2 separate regions of the Mus musculus genome follow, and region 2 is linked to region 1. Evidence: chromatin loops called from intact Hi-C (ENCODE). Cell type or tissue: heart. All regions are shown on one strand. Each heading gives the region's core, and the rest is flanking DNA. Links, peaks and the distances in the headings are about the cores only. Region 1 overlaps Sall2 (spalt like transcription factor 2). Region 2 overlaps Chd8 (chromodomain helicase DNA binding protein 8).

Evidence for each region. Hi-C counts contacts between places; a loop is a spot of excess contacts. Peaks named below come from ENCODE experiments on the same cell type or tissue, not always from the same donor. Only the 100,000 strongest peaks of a DNase experiment are listed, where the experiment ranks them.
Region 2: it touches region 1 in a loop (2.5-fold over the local background); 2 of 42 quality-filtered maps call a loop at or near these places.

Annotation. Positions count from the first base shown.
Region 1 is chr14:52,306,905-52,313,124 of GRCm38, forward strand. Sall2 (spalt like transcription factor 2) reads right to left here. Exons shown (of 2, transcript NM_001244916.1): 2 at 4,273-6,220. The coding sequence ends at 5,818. It also overlaps a transcript of Mettl3 not described here. Among named protein-coding and RNA genes, the nearest start is that of Mettl3, 4.9 kb to the left of the region's middle. In heart, for the core only: a CTCF peak has its summit at 3,625 (motif pointing right); no DNase peak of the experiment used is centred there.
Region 2 is chr14:52,242,035-52,248,254 of GRCm38, forward strand. All of the region lies in intron 1 of Chd8 (chromodomain helicase DNA binding protein 8), which reads right to left. Among named protein-coding and RNA genes, the nearest start is that of Chd8, 13 kb to the right of the region's middle. In heart, for the core only: no CTCF peak of the experiment used is centred there; a DNase peak (open chromatin) is centred at 2,517; H3K4me3 peaks cover 1,660 bases; H3K27ac peaks cover 1,336 bases.

The DNA.
Region 1 (6,220 bases), core at 2,447-4,946:
TATATACTTGCTGTTATTCCTGATAAATGAGCCAATTAGAGCCAGACAGGATCATATTAAAGGCAGGTTTACTGGGAATCTGCTCTTGAGTGAGTTCACTGTCCCCAAGGATTGGGGCCAGGGGGGTGGCCATGGATGGGGATGGGGGAAGAGAAAAAGATAACAAGTTCTCGAACAAGGGGAGAAAAGGAGGAGGAGAGATGGGGAGGGGAAGAAGAGAGCAGGGTCGAGGGGGGGGGAGGGAGAGAGAGAGAGAGAGAGAGAGAGAGAGAGAGCCCGCGCGGGCAAAATGTCTGGATTATAGAGGGAGGAACCTCTGGGGGAAGGGCAGGAAGGGCAGCCTGGCCCCTGGAATGGCAAATTCAAGGTTGTGGGCAGGGTATGCCAGGTAGGGAGGAGGGATGCTGGGAGAACCTGGGGGCCAGGTCTGCTTTGATATGTAAAATATACACCCCAGTCCCTTATTCTGGGACCTAGAAACCAAACACTTCCTATTAATTTTATTTCCCCTTTTGAGTGTGAACTGGCTTCTGCCTAGATTTAGTAAACTAACAGAATGTGGCAAGAGTGGTATTTCCTGAGTTCCAGAACCAAGATTTGCAGCCCATATTTGCTCTCTTGGATCCTGGGTCTTCACGTGTGTTCAGCTGCTATAATGGACAGAACACTTAAAAAGAGGTAAGTATTTAAAGGATTAAAAATGACAAAGAAGCTGGGCAGTGGTGGTGCACGCCTTTGATGCCAGCACTTGCGAGGCAGAGGCAGGTGGATTTCTGAGTTCGAGGCCAGCCTGGTCTACAGAGTGAGTTCCAGGACAGCCAGGGCTACACAGAGAAACCCTGTCTTGAAGAAAAACAAACAAGACAAAGCAAAGAAGGAAGGAAGAAAAAGGGAAAGAAAGAAGAAAGGAAGAAAGATGGATGGATGAATTTGGGTGACATGGGTAGAATTCTCTGAAAGCAAATGCTGAGACCTTGAGAAGAAAGATGCAGGTCTAAGGCTCTGACAGAGCAGTGGACGCTCTGGGAACTGACTACTTATTAGAGTCCCAAGTGTTTGCTTGTTTCTTGTGCTTGTTCTATTTTTGGCCAAAAAGTAGAAGAGAGTCAGATAGCCAAAGGTTGTCACTTCATCAGGCTCTTTGAAGACAGCTGTTTTTACAGGGCATCTCAAAAGCAGTACATCTGTATGCCAAGGGGAATTTAATGGATCTTACAGAGGTTTGTAAAATGTATCAGGTTGCTGAGTGGATTGTGTTTAAGAACAGTTCTATGGTGGACTTGTTAGTTATCTCTAGGATCTCACAGGACATCCCAGTGCTATAGGTGAGCCACTGCGCCTGTCTGAATCTGAGCCTGAGACATTGTGCTTTTATCTTTTAAAGCCAGTTATATTCTTTTAGCATGAAAGTTTAGTGATATTATGATCTTATAAAGGGGGAAAATGCTGGGTGGTGGTGGCGCACACCTTCACTCCCAGAGCTCAGGGAGGGATCTGAGTTTGAGGGGATACACACACACACACACACACACACACACACACACACACACACACACACACACACACACACATATAAAGCTTTGCCAGAAATTAAAAACAAAAGCTGGGGCTGGAAGGATGGCTCAGCTGTTAAGAGCACTGACTGCTATTCCAGAGGTCCTGAGTTCAAATCCCAGCAACCACATGGTGGCTCACAGCCATCTGTAATGGGATCTAATGCCCTCTTCTTTTGGTGTGTGTCTGAAGACATCGGCAGTATACTCGCATACATGAAATAAATCTTAAAAAAAAAAAAGCTGTTTTTCCCTACTTAACTCCCCCAACTTCCCAGGATTCCCATGTGTTAATGAGGGCCTCCTGCACTCCTCTGATAGGAACATCTAGAATCAGATAGCTCTGTTTTCTTAGCAGAGTAAAGAATACACTTACTCACCTCTGTCTTTCTGGGAGCCTCCTGTCAGAAGTAGCAGAACAGCACCTCACCACCAAAGACTGGAGTCTCAGGATCTAGTTCTTTTATAGAGTGTATGTGGTCCAAGGCTAGCCTTCCATTCCTGCGACTCCCACTCCTGCATACCAGGAATGCAATCCTCTATCACCCCACCCAACTGGACCTGGGTTTTTGTTGTTGTTGTTGTTACTTAATTTCTTTTTGAGTTGTCTCGTATGTATGTCCAGGTTGGTCATCAACTCCATATACAGCCAAGGATAACTTTAGATTCTTGACCCTCCTGCCTGTTTCCCAGTGCTGTAGGTGAGCCACTGTGCCTGTCTGAATCTGAGCTTGAGACATTGTGCTTTTATCTTTTTTTTTTCTTTCTTTATGGTTTTAGAGCTTTATTGTAGGGAGGTAGGGAAAAGAAGGTAGAAAGAGGGAGGCCATCCATGGCCGCATTGGGGGTGGGGTGGGGAGAGGAGGGCTAGAGACGAGAGTAAGGAAGGTGAGAGCTTCAAGAGCGTGCTTTTATCTTTTAAAGCCAGTTATGTTCTTTTAGCATGATGGTTTAGTGATGTGATGATCTTATAAAGGGGGAAAATGCTGGGTGGTGGTGGCGCACACCTTCAACCCCAGAGCTTGGGGGGATCTGAGTTTGGGGCAAGCCTGTAGTTCCAGGACAGCCAGGGCTACAAAAAGAAACCCTGTTTTGAAACAAAACAAAAAAGGAAATTATTTATTAAATACCACCTCACACACACATATATGTATATATAATTTTAGAGATACAGTTCTTGACACTGGAGGTGGCTCAGCAGTTAAGAGTACTGACTGCTCTTCCAAAGGATCTGGATTCAATTCCCAGCACTCACATAATGGCTTGCAACTGTATGTAACGCCAGGACCTACATAGATATACATTCAGGCAAAACATCAATATCAATGCACATACAATTGAAAAAAAAAAAAAAAGACAAGTTTCTCTGCTGGCCATTGTGGCTCAAGGCTTTGAACCAGCACTTGGGAGGGAGAGGCAGGTGAATTTTTGTGAGTTTGAGGCCAGTAAGACCTACCTAAAGAGACCCTGCCACTCTCTCTTCACACACATGCACATGCACACAGAGGTTCTCATGTATCCCAAGCTGATCTCTGATTCACTACATCACTGAGCATAACTTAGACTTCTTTCGTGCATACTAAGAAAATAATCTACCAAGAGCTACACCCCTAGCTCTTTTCTTCACACTATTACTAATTTATATTATTATTTTTCAAGAAGATGTTTTTCTACATAGCTCTGGCTATCCTGGAACTACTACTTGTAGACCAGGCTAGCCTCAATCTCAGAAGAGATCCACCTGCCTGTGCCTTCCCAGTGCTGGAATTAAAGATGTGTACCACCATCACCCAGCTTGCATTATTGTCTTTAAAAGTTATTTTATTTCGTAGCCGGGCGTGGTGGTGCACACCTTTAATCCCAGCACTCGAGAGGCAGAGGCAGGCGGATTTCTGAGTTCGAGGCCAGCCTGGTCTACAGTGTGAGTTCCAGGACAGCCAGGACTACACAGAGAAACCCTGTCTCGAAAAACCAAAAAAAAAAAAAAAAAAAAAAGTTATTTTATTTCGTATGTTTGTGTCTGCTTGAATGTGTACTTGTATGACGCATGTGCGTGATACCCACAGAAGCCAGAAGAGGGCATCATATCTCCTGGAAATGGAGGTAGCAGATAGTTATGACTCACTACTTGGGTACTGGGAATTGAACCTGGGTCTTCTGGAAGAGCAGCCAGTGAGCCAGGGCTCTTAACTGCTGAGCCATCTCTCCAGCCCTTTGTCTGCATGCTTAATAGCCAGATCTTGCTTTACTGGTAGAACCTTTTTTCCATCTCTGATTACAATGTTGGATCTCAAACATCATAAAGTACTATTATCTTGATCTACAGATCCACTGTTGTCAGTAGGCTGCTTGAGGTCTGGGAAAGACTGATGAGCAGCCTCCAAACTCAAACAAAACAACACACACACAACAGTTGTGTTTTGGTAGGAAGTGGTTAAAAAAAAATTCCTAAAGGAAAACCTAGACATTGCCTGTACACTGGGCAAATATCTTTTGAAAAACAGAATCTGTTTTTAAAAACCTCCCCCCCCCCCCCCAGTGAAATGACATCCATTGGAGGTTGTTTGGGAATGAGGCTGACTGAGGAAGTTAAGTATTTTTACACCATATGTTCAGCTTTGGCAGGAGAAAAGGGTGGGAAGAGAATCTCTGAATTCGGGAATGCCAACATCACACCCCATCTGGCTATTTAGTCATAAAATAAGGAGAAACACACAAAAAACTTGGCCAAAACACCTTTAATGATGAAGGAAAAAATTCTAGTATCTCCCCTCTCGGCTCTTACACATTTCACTGTGTTAGGGAGCTCTGGAGCCCACTACTTTAGAGAATCATCATTGACAACAGCTAACAGCAAAATTCAGTCTTCTCAGAACACCTGTTCCACAGGATCCTATGTTAAGAGTAAATACTACATCTCACTACAAGACAGAGACGGGGGGAAACCACTTGAAGCTCTGTCTCTCAACTTCTAGAAAAAAAATAAGACATAAGCTCTGGCCCATGGTCAGGCAAAACTGGGGGAGGAAAGGGGTTTTGAGAAGACAGCAAGGGAAATACAAGGGGTGAGGGAATAAAATAGGGAGTCATCTAAAACTAAAAACATTCTAGTGACAGGAAGCACACACACCCCCATGGCCCCTGGTACCTCTGCATACCACATCACCATTAGCTCAAAGAAAACGTTCATACTCACAAGAGCTGAACATCGAGTCCCCTTACATCAAGTCCTGTTCTTCATCAAATAGATTCCCAGCAATGCCTGTTTTAGCAACAACCCTCAACTCCCCATCATTGCTTAAATAATCATCCTCACCAACAGGATTCTTTAGAGTTAGAAACTTCATACTCCCTAAACTATCACACGAGAGACCTCTTGGTAGGAAACCTGCTTGTTGGTTGAGCGGACATGATGGGAAGCTGGAGTAGTCCTGGCATCTTGACCAGCCACTATCTTTGCCTCCATGTGGCGAGTCAAGGAACATACTGCAAAAAGGATCCCAGTCCTTCACTTGTCCCTACCTTCTAGGGTGAGTCACCAATTGCTAGAATATCTTTATTGCCAGCACTCTCTGGAGCAGGGGGGAAGGAGAAAGAAGTTATAGTTTCTTCTTTCTTCCGGTGTGCTTGTTGGGCACAGCCTCAACTTCCGGAGGCTATGTTCTCTGCCTCTCTGGATCATGTCACTGGAGTCACCTTGTGAAACACAGTTCCTGGGCTTTCACAGCAATGATGGTACTAGGGCCCGAGTGGCAATGCAGGTAGGTCCAGAACTCCAGGGCTCAGTGGAAAACTGGGTAGTGGTTGCAGAAAGAAACCTACCACCCCTTACAAGCTTCTCAAGAAGGTCCCGGCCCTAGAAAGTCTTGCAGGGTGGTCAAGATCACCAAGGAGTAACGCTGGGCCTTCCATGGACAGTTGCCAGCCCCTTGGACCAAGGCTGCCACTCCAAGGATGGGGGTTCTAGTATACCTGCCAAAGGGAAAGGGAGAAGAGGAGAGAGCTCCCCCTTGAGAATGTAAAAGCTATAGGGAATTTGTTTCCCTTAGTTACACAGAACAAAAAGGTGATAAAAATTTCTTAAGGGGACATTCTCTTTCAAAGGCAATTGTCAAGCTCAGGGACTAGAGAAGAAGCCACTAGAAACATCATGTCAGGACTTGAGAAAGGACAAGAGGAGGGTGAGTAAATCTTGGAGGTTCCTCTATGAAGCTCTCAGGTTTCTGCTCTCTGAGTCATAGAGGACCAGGTACAGAAAGCAGGCTCATGGCATGGTGGGGTCATCTTTTCGAGGGAATGGGGAGAGCCCTGGAGAAGGGATGGAGGAGGAACAGCCAGGGACCAAGGAAAGAGTAGCAATATTCTGAGGGCCATGGGGTGCAAAGGGCGGTACCTGGTGGTGAGCCAACAGCATGTGCTTCTTGAGGGTAGCACGGTCAAGGAAGCCCTGCCTGCAGAAGACACAAGTGAAGAGTGGCCCATCCTTGGGATGGGTCTTCTGATGCTCCTCCAGAGCTGTCTGGGTAGGAAAGCTCTGGCCACATACTTCACAGGCCTTCCTGCCGCTGCTCTCTCCTGGATCCTTCTTCATGGCTTCCGGTAAGTTCAGCTCTTCCACCAAAGGGGTGCTGGTGCCCTCCCCTTCTTGGGTGAGGGCTGCCATCGGG
Region 2 (6,220 bases), core at 1,448-3,947, 66 kb before region 1:
TTTATTCATTGCCCCAGGTCTTTTATTACCTGTGCATCATCCTGCCTACATCATCCTGCCTGCATCAATATATAACTTAGCTTACAAGCATATATATTTCATGAATTTCCTTTCTACAGTTCAAACCCTGGTAAAACAAATAAATGGATGTTTTAGGGGTTTTAATATAAAGCAACTAGTAGATTAATAAAGTGACATCAGGCTTTTCTCTTATTAAGAATGAAAACCATGCCGGTGTGGTAGCACACGCCTGTAATCCCAGCACTCGGGAGGCAGAGACAGGTGGATTTCTGAGTTCAAGGCCAGCCTGGTCTACAGAGTGAGTTCCAGCACAGCCAGGGCTACACAGAGAAACCTTGTCTCAAAAAACCAGGAAAAAAAAAAAAGGGGGAATGACAACAGTTCTACCCTACCACTGCCCAAAAGAGAAACACACACATGTGCCCTAAAGGAAAGTCAGGATTTGGTAGCTACATTTAATAACTTCCCATAATCAAAATTAGTATACAGCCTGTATGACACAAACCCTGGGGATTGGAAGTGCAACAGAAAAAGAACAGAAGTTCAGTTGAAATCCAAGGACACCTATCTACACACACTGACTAAAGCAGATACTGGCAGAACAGTATCTGTTGTCTTCTTAGAGTTCCCTTCTTCTCCAGGCTCACCACCTTCCTCACAGTTCTTATGTTTCTGGAGCCAGAGTGTTCCAACTCTCTGGTCCTTGAGTTTTGCCTCAACCTTGCCCATTTCCATTACTTGTCAGTCTTATCACAATAGATTTTAAATTCTAGTCTATTATCTACCCCAACATCCTCATGCTTTTCAACAAAACAGTGACTGCAAACAGTGTAGAAGGCATGTGCCCTATGTGTATGTATGGCACAGGAGGGTGTGGTCAAAGTGTAGTTCTTATGTGTATACACAGCATTACAGTTCTGTACTTATAGTTTTATATTTTATTGTTTCTATTACTGACAGTACAAGTGGACAAAATCTTGACCGGTAAGATCTGCAAAAAAAAAAAAAAAAAAACAATGGACAAGGGAGCTGATGTCAGTAGAAAGAAAGACAACAGCATGAAGAAAGTCACTCCTATCTCAGGGCTGGGATCAGAGTCTCACATTATCCCCAAAGAGTGTTTATCATACTTTACTGTTATAGTGAAAGAGAAACACTACAAAAGAAATCATTTCACCTTCTATATAGGCTGAACTACAGATACAAACTCTCCATTTACAGAGTTCTCTATACTATCCATCCTTAGAAGATAATGAACTACTGTCATATTGGGCAATACTTTTTCTGTAGTATATATAGGTTTAGAAAACACTGTTCATGGCTAACCTCTGTGCTCAAAGGTTCAGAAAAAAAGTATTTTACCTCAAAATATAAATCTTATTGGAAATTGAATCATTTTCAGGAGGATGAGCTAGAGACAGAAATAAACTCTACTTATTAAGACATAGGATGGATGGGGAAGCTTGATTTACACAAGAAATACCTTGAAAATAAAATAAACATGACAGCAAAATTATATATATAATATATATAAAATTTATAGCAGGCGATTACAAAACAAATAACAAAAAACCTATGTCATTGAAACATTTGTGAGACTCAGAGAATCTCAAACCTTAGAGATAAACGAGCAAGAGACACCCAAAGCGAATGAAGTTATTAAGCTGAGGTCAAAGAATGATCAGGATGGAAGGACACAAGAAATGGAGCTATTAACTTGGAGCCACTCAGGGTTCCTCAAATAAACTGAGATCTTGGGTCATTTTCTCTGCTTTCACTATTCTGTCAAATGAGTGGCAACTCTGTTTCTGTTTTCTAGTAACTGAAGGAAAATACATAACTAAATAAAGGGTGCAAATATTTGGGGGCAAATATGGCTGGAAACAGAGCACTTCGTTAAAAACAGAGAAAGCTAAATAGCCAACCATAAAAACTAAAAGCATGTATTTTCAAAGGCCAAGTGAGAAACTGTAGAAATTATGTTACTCATATGGGGAAAGGAAGGAAGTAGAATTGATGAAGAGGAAAACGCTACTGGAAGTGGGGGTGGCAAGGGGGGCCGGGTATATTACCTGCTCTCACTGCCGGGGTTAGTGCCAGTAAGGCCCATACGGCAGAGCAGGCTCGGGCGGAAGACTTCGGGAAACTGGAGCCCCCAAATGGAGTTGAAGTACATGCACTTGAACGAGGGAGCAATCGGGGGCATCCTCCGAGGTGGGGATGGTCAAGACGGAAAGATACGAGGGGTGGGGGTGGGGGTGTGATGCCCAGGGAAGCAGCAACTTTAGGGCGCAAGCTGCAGGCTGAGAGGCCGAGCAAGCCCCGAAGGTGAAAAAGCCCTGCACCTTACCCCGGTGGGAGGCAAAGGTAGCTTTACCTGCGGTGGCCGTGGGGCCGGTTCGCTTCTCGCTGTCTCTCCAGCACCAGTTCCCCTCCTTCTACGCAACCTAACTTGATGCGCTTGCCCGCCCCACACTCTCATTGGCTAACACGGACTGCCACTCAACCAAAGACGCAGAAACGCAAAACAGCGCAAGGGCGGGACTAAAAGCAGCTCCCTTCCCCCGCAGGTTAGGTTGAGAGCGCACAGAGAGGCCTATCCGGTTTCTAGGGCCAAGACCAAGCCTGCACCTTGCCTGAAAACGAAGGTGCAGGAGAGCAATCCTGATGGGTTGATTCTTGACACCCACACCGTTCACATACCCAAGTAGAACTCCAGGGAGGTGTTCTGCACTAGGCCAGCTCCGCCTCCCTCTGGAACCCCTGTCTTCCGGCGGCCCTGTCACTCCCTCCCACTCCCCAGCACAAGGTGCCCAAGCACTACTAGGGAGGGGGTTGGGGGTTGGGGGAAGAACAGTTGTTGGGGACTCAGACTTTCGCCTTTCCAAGATAAGACACTATGTACTACAATCCAGGAAGCTGGCTTGCATGCCTGACACTTCTGCTTCCATAAAGTTTTAGCTCAGGTGCCTCGAACAATTCTCTGGCTTGGTGCACTCCAAAATACACACCCAGTCCTACCCCTATCCTTTTTCTCCAAACAGTCCATTTGACTTAGCCATCACTGTCCATTCCTGGTGTCCTGAAGCAGACTAGCGCCCATCGTGAGGATTTCCAAGCGTAAGTCTCCCAAAGTAAAAAACAGCTGCTTTACTCGGAACTACTGTTTACTCAGAAAAAAACCACGGGAATCTTAATTTTCTGTACTCCTGGTTTCAAAACCGGAAAAAAAGACCAACTTGAACTTAGACTTGCTACTTTTAAAGACCCCAGTGTTACCTACCACTAGACAGGCCAGGAACACTCAGACTGTAGTAATGTTAAGGCTTCCGATTCACTTTGGCTCTCAAACCTCCTTCGTACTTAGCATCCAATTAACTGCCAAGTCCTACTGACACTACTGCAATGTGCTACAACAGACTTCAGAGCCCGCAATGCGCTATAAGTCAACCACTTTGTATACAAGAGAAAACTGAGCCGCTGAAGGATCCAACTAAGAAACTAAGTAGCAAAGTCGGGGCTTCTAACTCTACTGCCTTCTCTCTTTGTGCAGTGGCTTCTGTAGAAGTCTCATAATTGATCTTTCTTCCTTCTAATCCGTCCTGTTACCACATTAATTACCTAATACACAATTTGACCAAATGAACTTCATGCTTAAGGACTTTTAAAGCGGGCCTGTCACTCTTGTAACTATATATGAGGCAAGTCTACAACCCCAGCAGTCAGGAGGCTAAGGCAGGTGAAAACAAAACAAAATTTAATAGCACACCTTGCCTTTTTTGTCCTAGTTTCCCCTGTTACTTGATATATAGTACATTTACATGTGAGTCAAAATGTCAAGTTACTTTTGCTACTTTTTTTCTCATATGGATCTAGTTAATACTGTGCATTCAAATGCATTCTCCATCTCTACTTTCATTACCTCAACTCTTGTTGTCTGAGTCAAGGCCCCACAGTACACAATCCAGATTGCCTTGGAACTCACTATTACATCTCAAGATTGCCACAAACTCATGGTGATTCTCTTGCCTCAGCCTCCCCAGTGCTGGAATAACAGCCATAATTTCAGGATTACCGTACCCAGTTATCTAAACATTTACCAAGCAGACAGTATGCTACTAAGCAATAGTATTAGGTACCCAAAAATAATACCTATCCATCAGCACGATGGTACACACCTGTAATTCTAGCACTTGAGAGGTGGAGGCAGGAAGAACATGCATTCAAGGTTAGCTTGAGTTAAAAGTGATCGTTTGGGCTGGAGAGATGACTCAGTGGTTAAGAGCACTGACTGCTCATCCTAGAAGTTCTGACTTCAATACTCAGCAACCACATGGTGGCTCACAACCATCTGTAATGGGATCTGAAGACAGTGTACTCACATACGTGAAATAAGTAAATCTTTAAAAAAAAAGTGATCCTGTTTTTTAAGCAAACAAAAAACAAGACAGGAGGGAAGGAGAGGAGAGAGAGAGGGGAAGAAAACGATAAAATCCCTACTCCTATTGGATGTGTGTATATGTGGGAAGAAGGTAAAACAGTAGGCACCATAATAGAGTGGGGAACAGTTATAACACAAAATGGTAATACAACAGCAGGGGTCATTGCAGGGACAAGAGAAGAAGGGAATTAATTTAGGAGAAAAAGATCAGGAAACAGTTTCATAAATTATAAGAGATAGGTTAAAGTGGACCATATGAAAGGAATATTCAAGCAGCAGAGATAGTGGGAAGGAAGGTAAAACAAAAGCATGAAAATGAAAAGCTGTATGTGTCACACAATTCTGTAGTTCAATCCTGCCAGAGCGTAAGTCACAGGAAACTGAACAGAGATAAAATGGAAGGCTAGGATATTAGAGAGCCATTTTCCTCCAGTAAACAGGACTCCACAGAAACAGTCGGAATGACACAACAGAGCTGAGCTACTAACTCTGGATTTGAGAGATGGAAGAACAGAAGACATGGGGCCAGTCAGAAGGCTGCTATGGAGTCCAAAGAGGTAGATACTGGGCATTTCCTAGTTTGTTATTTTCTGTGAGGTAGCTGAGCCTGAGAGCTTGGATAAAAAGCTCCATCCACAGAGCCAGACTGATCAGACTATGTCTCTGGTCCCTGTGAGCATACATCCCCTGCTTTCAGACCCCCTTTTAAACCTTTTAAACTTTGTGACCCATCTGATAACCTTCTAATAAATTCCCTTTCTGGGGGCTGGCGAGATGGCTCAGCGGTTAAGAGCACTGATTGCTCTTCCAAAGGTCCTGAGTTCAACTCCCAGCAACCTATGGTGGCTCGTGTAACTGTCTGTAATGAGATCTGACGCCCTCTTCTGGTGTGACTGAAGACAGCTACAGTGTACTCACATATAATAAGTGACTAAATATTTAATAAAAATAAATAAATTCCCTTTCTGAATCCTTCCTAACAAGATAAGTAAGGTGTGGATTATAGCAATGTAATTTAAAATATGATGGAAGGGAAGAACAGGACCCAGACCAGAAATACTGATATATTAGTAGGACGTAGAATTTAGCCAAACTGAATGAGTCGTTTATTTATCATGTCAAATTGTGATATTCAATGGCCGCAGAAAAGTCCAGTTTGGTGACAGATTTAGAGAGTTGTCCTAACTCTCTAAATGGTGGTAGGTATAAAGATTATCTAAGAAATGTGAGCAATGGACCAAAGTATAAGAAAAACCGTTCTATCGGGGTGTGGTGGCGCACGCCTTTAATCCCAGCACTCAGGATGAGTGGCAGGTGGTTCTTTTCTCTACTCCCTCCTGCAACTTCTCGTGGTACTAAAGGAATTGAACCCAGGGACTGCTCTACTACTGAACTACACCTACCCCTTAGCAAGCCTGAAATAACTATCTTGAGGAAAATGAGACACAGAGAGATTGTTAATTTGTCTAATATCCCACAGCTACTAAAAAACAGTGTCAGATTCAAATTTAGGCGTGTAACCGCCCTAATATACTGTGTCTTACATATATGCCCTACTATAAATTCTCTCTTAGTCAGGCATGATGGTTTATGGCTATACTCCCAGCACTCAGGAGGCAGACAGCCTGGGTCAAAAGTGGAGTTCCAGGCAAACCAAGATTACAAAGAAAGACCCCCAAAACAAAAGCAACCTAAGCTAATACTCCTTCCTTTTAAGCGGAGATTGGATAACCAACTACACAGTTTTTGATGTTTTTC